2 separate regions of the Mus musculus genome follow, and region 1 is linked to region 2. A link is a contact called in ENCODE POLR2A ChIA-PET data. All regions are on one chromosome and are shown on one strand. The core of a region is the stretch at or near the end of the contact, and the rest is flanking DNA. Distances in the headings are between cores, read along the strand shown.

Evidence for each region. ChIA-PET counts read pairs that join two places held with the same protein, here RNA polymerase II (POLR2A).
Region 1: POLR2A ChIA-PET joins it to region 2 with 17 read pairs in embryonic stem cell. The contact joins the promoter of Hadhb here to the enhancer-like site in region 2. POLR2A ChIA-PET finds 5 or more read pairs at or near these places in 4 of 5 experiments (Patski and embryonic stem cell).

What each region holds. Positions count from the first base shown.
Region 1 is chr5:30,152,091-30,158,138 of GRCm38, forward strand. It overlaps Hadhb (hydroxyacyl-CoA dehydrogenase trifunctional multienzyme complex subunit beta), which reads left to right and starts at 3,163. Exons shown (of 16, transcript NM_145558.2): 1 at 3,163-3,249. Hadha (hydroxyacyl-CoA dehydrogenase trifunctional multienzyme complex subunit alpha) reads right to left here and starts at 2,890. Exons shown (of 20, transcript NM_178878.3): 1 at 2,792-2,890. The coding sequence starts at 2,858.
Region 2 is chr5:30,113,155-30,119,297 of GRCm38, forward strand. Garem2 (GRB2 associated regulator of MAPK1 subtype 2) reads left to right here. Exons shown (of 6, transcript NM_001167879.1): 3 at 130-260; 4 at 772-1,833; 5 at 2,733-2,902; 6 at 3,107-5,226. The coding sequence ends at 4,133. Among named protein-coding and RNA genes, the nearest start is that of 3110082J24Rik, 10 kb to the left of the region's middle. Within about 2 kb of position 1,302, at least 1 of the 3 ENCODE cell types and tissues checked has a DNase peak (open chromatin) inside an H3K27ac peak, as active enhancers do.

The sequences.
Region 1 (6,048 bases), core at 1,913-4,412, 41 kb after region 2:
AAAAAATCTTAACGACTATCAATTTAATCAAGCCAAAGTACAAGGTAACTGCTTCTGGAATCCAGCCTTACCCTAACAACAAAGCTTACTATACAGACGCGGTGTGAACTTTAGCCTACATTTTCAGTGCCAGCAAATGCAAAACCTTTGCCCTACTTTCTAATCATCTTCATGTGTAACTCAAGAAAATATCTACAAGGTCATATACAACTATAGTCAGTGGGAAGGGTTGGATTGTGCTGCACAACTTTGAAAACTGGAAACGTTACTTTAGTTTATAGAAATTTATAGCTTTTTCAAAATTCAACCCTGGGACAAGAAGTGAGAGTCAGATTTAAAAATAACTACTAATTGCCGTTCACTTCTTGTAAAATTGTTTTACCACTTACATACTTAGGAATTAGGAAAAGTAGGAATTAAATGGATATTAAGATCAACTTATGACTTTTTTGATAGTCATGTTAGAATAACAGTATTGTACAAGATCTCTTTCACAGTAAGTGCCATAGTTCATTAAGCATTTGGCAATGCCTCCACACACTCTCAGGGTCAAGGACAGACCTGCTGAGTCTAGACTCTAAATAGTAAATCAGGTGTACAGCTAATTTTAAATAGACTTTCCTGCATATTTTTTCAAAGTGCATAAGCTGGTATTAAAATAATCTGTAGCTATAATAGACTACATTTTCTTTTCTTTTTTTTTTTTTCTTTAAAGATTTATTTATTATACGTAAGTACACTGTAGCTGTCTTCAGACACTCCAGAAGAGGGCATCAGATCTCATTACGAGTGGTTGTGAGCCACCATGTGGTTGCTGGGATTTGAACTCAGGACCTTGGGAAGAGCAGTCAGCGCTCTTAACCTCTCTCCAGCTCTAGACTACATTTTCTTAATGAAAAAAAAAATACAACTTATATATTTAGATATGTTTCTATGTAGAAGTATAGGAAAATTTAGCTGTTAGCTTTTTATTACCTATGTAAAATGGATAGATTACAAGTTCTCAGCTATATATAGTCATTGCTTCTAAGGGATAAAAAACTAATAACATTTATTGAGAATGTATGCCTATGTGTTATACCTAATATAACTTCTTTAGATTTAACATGATTGACTCCATTTTACCAATGATAAAGATACTGAAATTAATTCCCAAGGTCACTAGAAGGTAAACTGTAGATTCAAGCCAGATGACAGAGTCCGTATTTAATGCTTTTAATTGCTCCATCATACTACTTCTCCTGTCAAAGAAAAAAAATCACTCTCATTCATTTCACAGATGGGAAAAGAAAGCCCATTTAGATGAAAGGGCAAAGTCAACAGCTAGCTAGTGACAAGAGAACATGTGACCCAATCACCACTCCAGTGCTAACCTGGCTGCCAATTCATGAAAGTACCTTACATCAAATACAGGACCATAGGTGCCTTTTTTCCCCTAAAACTGTTATAAATGTGGAAAAGGAAACACAACCAAGTGCAAACAGGAGACATAGAGATCGATGGATCTTTCTTTCTTTCTTTTTTGGTTTTTCCGAGACAGGGTTTCTCTGTATAGCCCTGGCTGTCCTGGAACTCACTCTGTAGACCAGGCTGGCCCTGAACTTAGAAATCCACCTGCCTCTGCCTCCCAAGTGCTGGGATTAAAGGCGTGTGCCACCATGCCCGGCTCTTTTCTTTTTTTTAAAAGACAGGGTCTCACTGTGTAGCCCTGACTGGCCTGGAACTATGTAGACCAGACAGGAACACAAAGACCCACCTAATATTAAAGGTGAATTAGCACCCAGTCCACTTCACTTTTTTTTTTTTTTTAATTTTTTTTTTTTTTTTTTTTGGTGGGTAGCAATTTTGGCTATTTACACATAATCGATCTATGGAGGTTTTTAAAAAAGTAGAAAAAGATTCAATCAATTAAATGCCAGGGGAGGGTAAGAGAAGTAAATTCTACACGCATCCCTTTTTTTTTGTGAGGAAAATTAAAGTGAATTCACGTTACAAACTAAAGTCTGGGAAGTAACTAGTATCAAGTATGATACACAATGAAGTTACATTTGCCCTTACAGATTTGGGATGTCTGGGAAAAGGCTGTTTTCTAACAACACCCCTTTAACCCTTTCACTGCCAGCTTGAAAAGGAATGCAGTTCCTGGAGCCTGACTGGGAATCGACAGAAATGAGATTAGAAATAGTTTCTAAGTGATCAAAAATTTTTTTCCTCATCAAAATTTCTTTGCCTAAGTCGGAGAACCTCCAGTTTCAACCTTCTATACATTCAAACTAAGATTACTGAAGTGGGAGAGCTGAGTTCTCTGGGGGGGAAAAATGGTTTTGACGGAAAAGATCAAGGAGTGGCATTGATCTGTAAGGCTAGTAGTCAATGTCACCGAGAAGGCTGATAGATATCTCTTATGGCGACTAACATGTAGTAGAGCCTCAAAAATGTGACAGGTCTTACTTAGTCCTCCGAACTTAGCGGTGTCAGGGCCAAGACAAACATTAAGGGAGACAAGAGGGGCGTGAGCTCAGGGCTACAGCAGAGACCTGCGCAAACTGCCAGACTAAGTGGAAAAGACTCAGGAAAGTTAGGGGAGAGCCTGACACTGCCGGAGCAGGGCGAGAGAGGGTGTGACAGTTCCTTTACAAGGACACAGGAAATAGGGTCTCGGAACAGTAGCCCCATTTCCACGGGTCCCGGGAAAGGGGTGGGAGGCAGACAGTGAGAGGCAAACGCTGCTCCCCGCCGCCCCAGTTCCTGAAGGCACTCCGAGACTCTCCCGAGCCCTCTCCAGGCTCACCTCTGGAGCGTAGGATCCTGAAGGCAGAGAAGCGACTGAGACTGCCAATCGCCCGGGACGCCACCATCTTGAGCAGAAGAGGACGAAAGCTCTTCTAGTGGGGGGCAATGGAGCCGAGGGCTTTTCTTTTCTGAGCCTGTCCGGCAGGGTGTCCTAAGTGCCGCCTTACTAAAACGCAGACTCTGAGTTGCCACCCGTCCTGTCGCCCTACCTCTTGCTCTCAACTAAGCGAGCCGAAAGGATGATTTCTCTGAAGGTGAGACTAAGGACCTCCGAGGAGAGGGCGGAGTGTCTGACTTTCTGCTCAGGCGTTCAGCGGGCAGCCCGTAAATGCCGCGGTGATGGCGGGCGGGGCGAGAGGGGGTCCTTGCGGAGCGGGAGCCGCCCCTCGGCGTGGGCGGACGTTTGTCAGTCTGGACTTGACCTTGTTGGCAGCGGCAGTTTTCGCGGACTCTAAGGTGCGGCAGCGCGCTTCTCGGTTTTCTTCTGATTTCCCCACAGGCAGGTGCCACTTTGCTCCCGACTCTTCTCGTCGATGCCCGCGGCCGCTTCCCTTTGCTGTGAGGGTCGAAGTCCCAAGAGCGGGACAGGCTGGTCCAGGCCTCCAGTGCGAACCGCCTCAGGGCGGGCGGTGGTCGCGTTCTCGCGTAGCTCGCGGCAGCGGTGTCTTCTGTCTGCATTTGTCACTTCAGGTTTACGAATGGATTGCGTGTGTGTGAAACGCTGGGCTGTGTCAGAGCGGTGTCGTTTCCCCTGTTGTTGACCTGTCTAGGCAGTCTGGCGGCTGTAGAGATTGAGAACGCGTCGTTAAGTGCGGGTCTCGGGGGTGAAAGCAGCCAAGACAGTCCTCCAGTCTGCTTGGTGATCCAGGGTTCACGGACATTTTCTAACCCAGCAAACATCTGGGCAAACCTGCCACCCCTCACTCTTTTTTCTGTGAAGTAGCCGTAGCTAGTGACTGAGACTGCGCCACAGGTGGTAGAATTAGTCTAGAACCTAAGTCTACTTTTAATTGAGAGTTCAGCTCTTCTGGGCGCCAGGGTGTGAGTTGTTTGTTTTGGTGCTGGAAAGATGAGCCCTGAAATAAACTGATTGTTTTCAAAAGAAAGTAAAGTCAGCTTCCGGTGTGTGCACCATTTTGTTTAATACGCACAAACCCCACGTTTCATTTGCACTTTCGGTGACTTGACAGGCTCAGAAAGATTATAATACCTTCTCTGTGGCAAGCCAGGATTCAAACAGAAGTGGCACTTGCTAGTTAATTGATTATTCTGCCACACAGGAAAGAAATGGCTAAAATGATTCTAGAAAGAAAGGAGCGTCCTGTTTTAAAGCTCTAGTCAAACTAAGTCTTCCACCACCAAGAACACTTTAAGCTGGTACTAAATGACCACTTCGGAGTAAATTGCAAAAAAGGAACCCTTTTCCCATACCACGCCTTCCACTACACCTATTTCATATCCTTTTTTTGTAAAGAGCCACACAGAAAATAGTTTGTTTTGTGAGCCCACCCTGTGCTCTGTTACATACTTGTTTTGTGTTGCCTGCAGCTTTTTATCATTTTTCCTAAACTAGAGATGGAACTGACAAAAACGGAACCATTCACACACATACACGTTGCAACTCTTTGAAGGTGTAAAAACCAGAGCTGGTAGAGATCTTGTTCATATGGGCCCTGGCTTCACAGTTAGCCCTTCAAAATTGGGGGGTGGGGGGTGGAGGGAGGGGGAACGACCCCAAAAAACAAGAAATCATGTGAAAGAAAAACACTTTTATTGAGGGTTTTGGGTTATATTTTGCTAATGCTTGATTTAAAGTGCCTTTTTTTTTTTTTTTTTTTTTTTTGGTTTCCTGCATTCTCGGTGAAATTATGAGATCTATCAAGTACAAAGGTTTTTTTGTTGTTGTTTGATAATTAGCACGTTAGTGCAAAGGCTTAGAGGAGAACTAAGTATATTTATATCTTCACCCACTAATAATAGAAAACACATAAATAAACCTTTCTAGATAAAAGGCAACATACCTGTATTTAGGTGTCTATTTAATTATCTCAACAACTCTAAAACTGTGTACATTTTACTAAAGGGCCAGAAACAGAAACGTTAAGCAACTTGCTTCGGGTCCTACAGCTGCAGTGAGGGAGGCTCTGATTTGCACTTGGAGTCTGTTCTTTGATGTTGTAGTAACTGTCAAGTCACCCCATCTTGCTTTTATATTCTTCACCTACCCTTCTTTCTCTTTTGTCTTCCCATGTGCCTCTGTGCTACCTAAGCCTAAACTACCCAAGTATTGACATGTTTTGAATACTTTTCTGTTAAAATTTCTGTATTTCTGAAGCTTTGTAAATGACAACAAAGGCCAGCCTTCCAATACAGTAGTATAGTTTTTTATTTGTTTTGTTTTTGTTTCGGCTTTTTTAGTCTGGGTCTCTGTATTATGTCCCTCTGGCTGTCCTAGAACTGGCTAATTCAGGCTGGTCCCACACTTATAGAGATCTGCCTGCCTCTGCCTCTTAAGTGCTTAGATTAAAGGCGTGTACCATTATGGTATGTGCTGCCTAGTGTGTATCACCTGGTGTACAGTCTTGTAGTAAGCCTTTAGTTTTTGCATTTTTATTTAATATGCATTATGGATGTCAGTATAAACATGCATATCTTGTTTTATTTTCTCCCAAACTCCTGAATATTCAAGATATATTTATGATACAGATCAACTATTTCTACTGATCTGCATTTATGTTAGTCCCAACTATAAATAGTTCTATAATGAGCATTTCAAGTATTCCTATAGAAACCAATTAGAGGAAATTTAAGATTCAGAATTCACAATCTGGAGCCAGGTCTGTAATCCTAGCACGCAGAATGATAGGCCATAGGTTCAAGGCCATCCTGGGTTAAATAGTAAGTACCAGCCTAACCAAGGCTGCCACACTTAAGCCCTGTCTAAAATAAGAAAACCCCGACTGTTTGTAGTTTGATGGGTAGCACAGGCACCTAGAGGACTAAGTAACCCAGGAAGATGATGAGTTTTAGGCCAGCCTAGGGTTCAGAGCCAGACCTTGCCTCCAAGTAACATGTAAATAGAAGTATTTAAAGATTTTTTTGTTAGTGTGGATATTTTAGTTTGATTGATTCTGGGGATCAAACTCAGGGTACATGATGGAAAAATGCCCTGCCACTGAGCTGTACTCTAAGCCCTGGGGATCTAATTGCTTATGAGAGCTACTAATTTCCTCATTTTTGCTTCTGATCTGCATA
Region 2 (6,143 bases), core at 52-2,551:
TTCCAGAGGGACTGGATGAGTTTGGGATAGCAGGCCTGATGTTCCTAGAATTCAGACCTGACCCCTAGCAGGCAGGCCCTCCCTCAGCAGCCTGTATATCCCCCCCCCCCCCCCCCCCCCCCCGTGCAGGCAAATTCAAGCTCCTGGAGCAGGCTCGGGACGTGCGGGAGCCTGTAAGATACTTCAGCAGCGTGGAGGAGGTGGCCAGTGTCTTCCCTGACCGAATCTTCGTGATGGAAGCCATCACCTTCAGTGTCAAGGTTAGTCCTAAAGGCACGGGGTAGGACCTTCCCCCGCTTCCCTTTCTCTAGGTTAGAGTGTTGCTCATAGGATCCAGGAGGGAAAGCTGCTTCTGGGCACCCTCTGGCACAGTCAGGCCATGCCAGGAAAGCCCGCTCACTAACTCAGTGGACAGAAGCATCTCCTAGGAAATGTGGTGAAGCAGGAACGGCCCGTGGAGGGGTCACGACCTGACGTAGTCTTGGGTGGGTGAGGTATTGTTATCACGCAAATGGTCAAGATGGCCTAATAAAATTTTCAGTGATTGAGCACTTTCAAAGTACATCTCTCCACCCATATGAGGTAACTAAGGACCCAAAGAAAACGTTAAAGTCGCAGATTCCCTCCAGTCCCAGTCCAGTGCTCTCGCTCTTATGTCAGTGACAGCTTAAGAGGAAGGGACTGGAAAGCTCGCTCGAGGAGTTTGGAGCTGGTGTGTGACTTTCCTTGCGACCCTAGCTAGGGCTTCACCTTGTCTCTGGGATTCCCCAGGTGGTGTCAGGCGAGTTCAGCGAGGACAGCGAGGTGTACAACTTCACACTGCACGCAGGCGACGAGCTCACTCTCATGGGCCAGGCGGAGATTCTGTGCGCCAAGACGACCAAGGAGCGCTCGCGCTTCACCACGCTCCTGCGCAAGCTGGGCCGTGCAGGGGCCTTGGCCGGAATCGGCGGCCCCGGGAGCATGGGAGCAACAGGGGGTGGCGGCGGGGCCGCCAGGCCCGTCAAAAGCAAGATGCCCTGTCTCATCTGCATGAACCACCGCACCAACGAGAGCCTGAGCCTGCCCTTCCAGTGCCAGGGCCGATTCAGCACGCGCAGCCCACTGGAGCTGCAGATGCAGGAGGGCGAGCACACGGTGCGCGCCATCATCGAGCGCGTGCGGCTGCCGGTGAACGTGCTGGTGCCCAGCCGGCCGCCGCGCAACCCCTACGACCTCCACCCGGTGCGGGAGGGACACTGCTACAAGCTGGTCAGCATCATCTCCAAGACGGTGGTGCTGGGGCTGGCGCTGCGCCGCGAGGGCCCGGCGCCGCTGCACTTCCTGCTGCTTACGGACACGCCGCGCTTCACTCTGCCGCAGGGTCTGCTGGCCGGGGACCCGCGCGTCGAGCGCCTGGTGCGCGACAGCGCCTCCTACTGCCGCGAGCGCTTCGATCCGGACGAATACTCCACTGCTGTGCGCGAGGCGCCCGCGGAGCTCTCCGACGACTGCGCCAGCCCGCGCCATGCGCGCCTCTGCCTGCCCGCGCCGCGCGCCCCCGGGGCCGTCCGTGCGCCTGGACCGCCGGGTCGCCTGGGTCCCGCTTTGCCCGCGCCCGGCGACAGCGATCAGGATTACGTGAGCCCCGATTGGGCGGGTGTGTCCGAGCCAGCGGGCGGCTGCGCCGAGATCCCTTACGAAGAGCTGTGGGTGCACCAAGCCCCCGAGAGCCGCGCCGACGCCCGTGCACGGCCGCTAGCGGGGCCGGACCTCATCTCCTTCGGGATCGTGGGGCCCCCACGGCATGAGCCAGAGGCACCACCACCTCCTGTCCCTCCCAAATCCGAGGCGGTGAGTGAGTTCTGCTTCACCTTGAAGGTTCTTGAAGGAACTTGGGCAGGTTTTAGAGGACCACGGAGGCTCCGTGCGCCTGGGGAGTGACAGAATGGCCAGAGCCAAAGGAGAAGGAGAGGGGAAAAGACCAGGGCACACATGCAAGGCAGAGAGAATTGAGGGTGATCTGGAAGCAGGTACCCACAAACTCCACAAAGTTCGACATGATGGAAAAATGCAGTAAATGTAGGAAATGCGAGTGATTTCCAGCAACCCCTGGAGTCGATGAGTTAGAACCACATTACAGGCTCTGATATGTTCTGTGCTGATATTTAACCGTTCCCCACTTATTTGCCCACAGGACAGTTCCCTCATCAATCACACCTTTTTTAAAAAAAAGATTTATTTATTATTATATGTAAGTACACTGATTTATCTATTATTATATGTAAGTATACTGTAGCTGTCTTCAGACACACCAGAAGAGGGCATCCGATCTCATTACAGATGGTTGTGAGCCACCATGTAGTTTCTGGGATTTGAACTCAGGACCTTCGGAAGAGCAGTCAGTGCTCTTAACCGCTGAGGCATCTCTCCAGCCCTCAATCACACCTTTTAACACACTCTTTGGGGAACTTAATTTGTAAGGACAGGATCCTAGTAGCAGGTCCCTTGTCTTTTCCCTGAAGAACAAATATCCCTATCGCCCCCGCCCCGCAATCTACTAACATTCACAATAAATTTACGATGGAATAGGGGACTGTTGTGGACCGAGTATGAGAGACAAAACAGGTTGGAAATAGACAGGGGTATCTAGGCGGGACAGCCTCCATTCTGCATGGGACAAGGTCTCAGGCCCGGCCCCCCTGCTTGAGAGGTGAGGTAAGAAGTAAGGCAGTCGTGGTCTTCCTCTGCAGGTGAAGGAAGAGTGCCGCCTGCTTCACGCCCCTCCAGTGCCTCCTAGGGGTGGCGGCAGCTGCAGCAAGCTCACAGGCAGCCCTCCGGTGCTGCCCCACTTTCCCAAGCTGCAGCCTGTCCACTCGCCCAGCTCCAGTCTCTCCTATTATTCCTCTGGCCTGCAGGATGGGTGAGTTGCTACCTTGGTCCCTGGCTTTTCATTTCTCTTTCGTGTTCTGACATGACCTGGGGACTTAGGGGATCCAAGAGGGTCTCAGGCTATACAGTAGAGGGATAGTTTCCTGCCGGGGGCTCTGGGGTCCTGTGACTGTCACTTCCCACTCTGCCTGCCTTATGCTATGAGTGCATCCTGTGTGTCTGTCTCCGCTTGTAGGGCAGGATCCCGCAGTGGCAGTGGCTCCCCGTCACCGGATGCATACTCTCTCTATTGCTACCCTTGCACCTGGGGAGACTGTAAAGCCAGCGAGTCCTCTAGTCGCCCGCCACCTGGACCCCTGCCTTCTACCACCACCCAGCCCAGCCAGGCCTCAAGAGGCCTATCAGAGCCCCTGAGTGGTCGAACCCCCTCCCTCTTGGGGGCTGACACCCCAGTAGTTAAGAACTACCATAGCTGCCCACCTCTGTTCAAGTCCTCTCGTCCCCAGAAGTCCTTTGCTCCCTTTGGTGCACTCAACCCCTTCTCTGGGCCTGCCCACCCTTCAGGTGCTCCAGCGGCCTCCTCCTCTGGGTCCATATCCACCTCGGGTGTCCTGGCTACCTCTAGCCCCACACACTCCCCAGGCCCAGGCCCAGGCCCACAAGGCCAAGGTTACTCAGCTGCTCCTTCCTCCTCCTTGTCATCCTCTGAGTGGCAGGAGCCAGCTCTGGAGCCCCTGGACCCATTTGAGCTGGGGCAGGCCAGTCCTCCTGAGCTGGAGCTAGTGCGCTGTCAGGAGCCCAGAGCTGCGGGGGCACCTGGGTCAGGACCTTGCCTTTCACCACTTGGTCAGCCCAAGGCCTTTGAGCCCGAAGGTTTGGTGCTGAGGCAGGTCCCTGCCTCACTGTCACCAGCTGCCTTGCAGGGGCCTGAGGCAGGAGGAACCCTACTCTTTCTCACCCAAGGATGCCTGGAAGGGCCTCCTGGCAGCCCCCGGGAGGGAGCCACAGGTGCTGGGGTCCGGGATGCCTCCTCCTGGCAGCCACCAGCAGACTTGTCTGCACTCTCCCTGGAAGAGGTCTCCCGTAGTCTGCGCTTCATTGGGCTCTCAGAGGACGTGGTGAGCTTCTTTGCCCGAGAACGCATCGACGGAAGCATCTTTGTGCAGCTCAGTGAAGACATCTTGGCTGACGACTTCCATCTCACCAAGCTTCAGGTCAAGAAAATCATGCAATTCATCAAAGGTTGGAGACCCAAGATCTGAACCAGCCAGCCAGGTGCTGCACAGCCTCAACTTTGGGAGCAGAGGCCCTGTGGGGTTAACTTGGGTCTGCCAGAAACAGTGCTTCCCGCAGGGAAAATCTGGGTCAAGATGGAGGCTGCTCTGGAACACTGAGTGTTTCAAGGGAGAAAGAGTGGGAACCGTGGCCCTTTGGGGCCAGACCCTGCAGGAGCTTGCCTCGCCTTTGAGGAGGAGGCACTGCTCTTCAGGTGCCCTGGAGGGGCTTTTAGTGCCATCCCCACAGCAGAGTAAAGGTGGCGCGTATGTCATCGGGTGGCTTTGCGCTGGTAGAACGCTGTTCTCTACCCTGCTGCAGCCTTTCACACTCACACACACACCCAAACACACACTTCTCGGCCCTGTATGTTCAGGTGAGAGACAAGGGAAGATGGCTCATCATTTTCAGCCATGTCCCCAAAGTGGCCTCTCTTTCATGCTCTGTGGGCTTTGGCCTGCAGCTGTTCCAGAGTTAGGGATGTGATTTTTGTCTGTGAGGTACCCCTTGCCCTAGTGGATCAGTTACAGGCCTATGTCCAGCACCAGAGTCCCTGTTCCGATATCATCACAGATAGCCTGTTGTTTTCCACAGAGGAGCCAGATGTAAGTCAGACACCTCCAGCCTACCAGTCTCCTGCCATCAGCTTTGGCTCTAATGGGCTCTTGGTGGCCTCCTTGGTGTGTCACTGGTACAGGACAGCAAGTGGCTCAGAAAGGCTGCTTGCTCCTGAGCTCAGCCACTTATTCACATGGTTCAGAGCAGATCTTTGTACTCTTCAGACTCAAGTATGGTGATCTGTTTGACAGTAGAGGTCTGGCCTACCCCTCACCCTCATTCTCCAGCACCTCTAACAAGAACCACACTCATGCCTCTGGTGTCAGTTTTCTTGTCTGCCTTCCCTGGCCTACCTAGATATTTATTTCTTGTGTTTTATGAATAGTTAAGCCCTGCCCATCTGTGCCTTTCAGACGGAAACACAGAAACCTAGGCTGTGCCATTTGTCTTCTCACAGTTGTTTAATGAAACCTCAAGGAATATGGAAATAAAGGCTAGACCCTGGAGTGGTGAAAGAGTAGGGCCCTGGGTGTTGGCTGATTCTTTCTGTGAAAGGCCATGAGGACCAAGGATGTGTCTCTAAAGCAGGGAAGGACTCTAGAATGGTATGTGTAGATACACAAGGGGGCAGTCTTCACTGTGGCCTGTAAAACCCTATCCTCTCGCAATAATCTTTTTCTTGACACAGGGTTCCTTGAACTCACAGAAATCCACCTGCCACCACTAGGCTGCTCGAGTAATTTTTATCAGAGCCCACATCTGTGTGCTTGCAGGGAAGACCCAGAAATCAAAGCTCAATGCCACTGAGGTCTGGTGTAACTGCAGCTCTGCCAGCTCCTGAGACACCCTCAGTTGCAAGTAGACGCCTGGGCTTGGCCTTTGTGCATGTGATCAGTTCTTTGCCTTCTGGCCATCTGAAAATGCATTTGAGATGACCAACTTTAGGGTTGGTCTTCCCAGCAGTGAACTGCAGGTATTCAGTGGAGCCAGGTGGGCGCCGTCTGCCAGTCCCAGTGGGAGTACTTGAAGCACTTCCACATGGAACAGAGCACAGTGACCCGGATGGGACCCAAATTAGGTTCCATATCCACTTAGTGACTCAGTGGGACCCAGGGAGGCGCCCGGCACTATTTATATAGCTAGGCCCTGCTTCTCCCAGAGTGAGAACTCTCACCGAGGGACAGAGGTAGGACAAACTGAGGTCACAGAAGCGAGATGGGCTGATCTGTGGGTATCCATCCTTTGCATAACTCTCAGAAGCCAGGATGAGCATGCCAAGAAGAACGTGTACAATGGCACAGTGAGGAAGTGGTTGGGGAAAGGAGTATCTTTCGCATCCTGGTACACCACACCTCTACTGTCCCCACTCTCCCGACCAGGCAGCCCAGCCAAGGCACTCAGGCAGTCAAGCATAAGGCATGGGCACAGAGTCTGTTTTC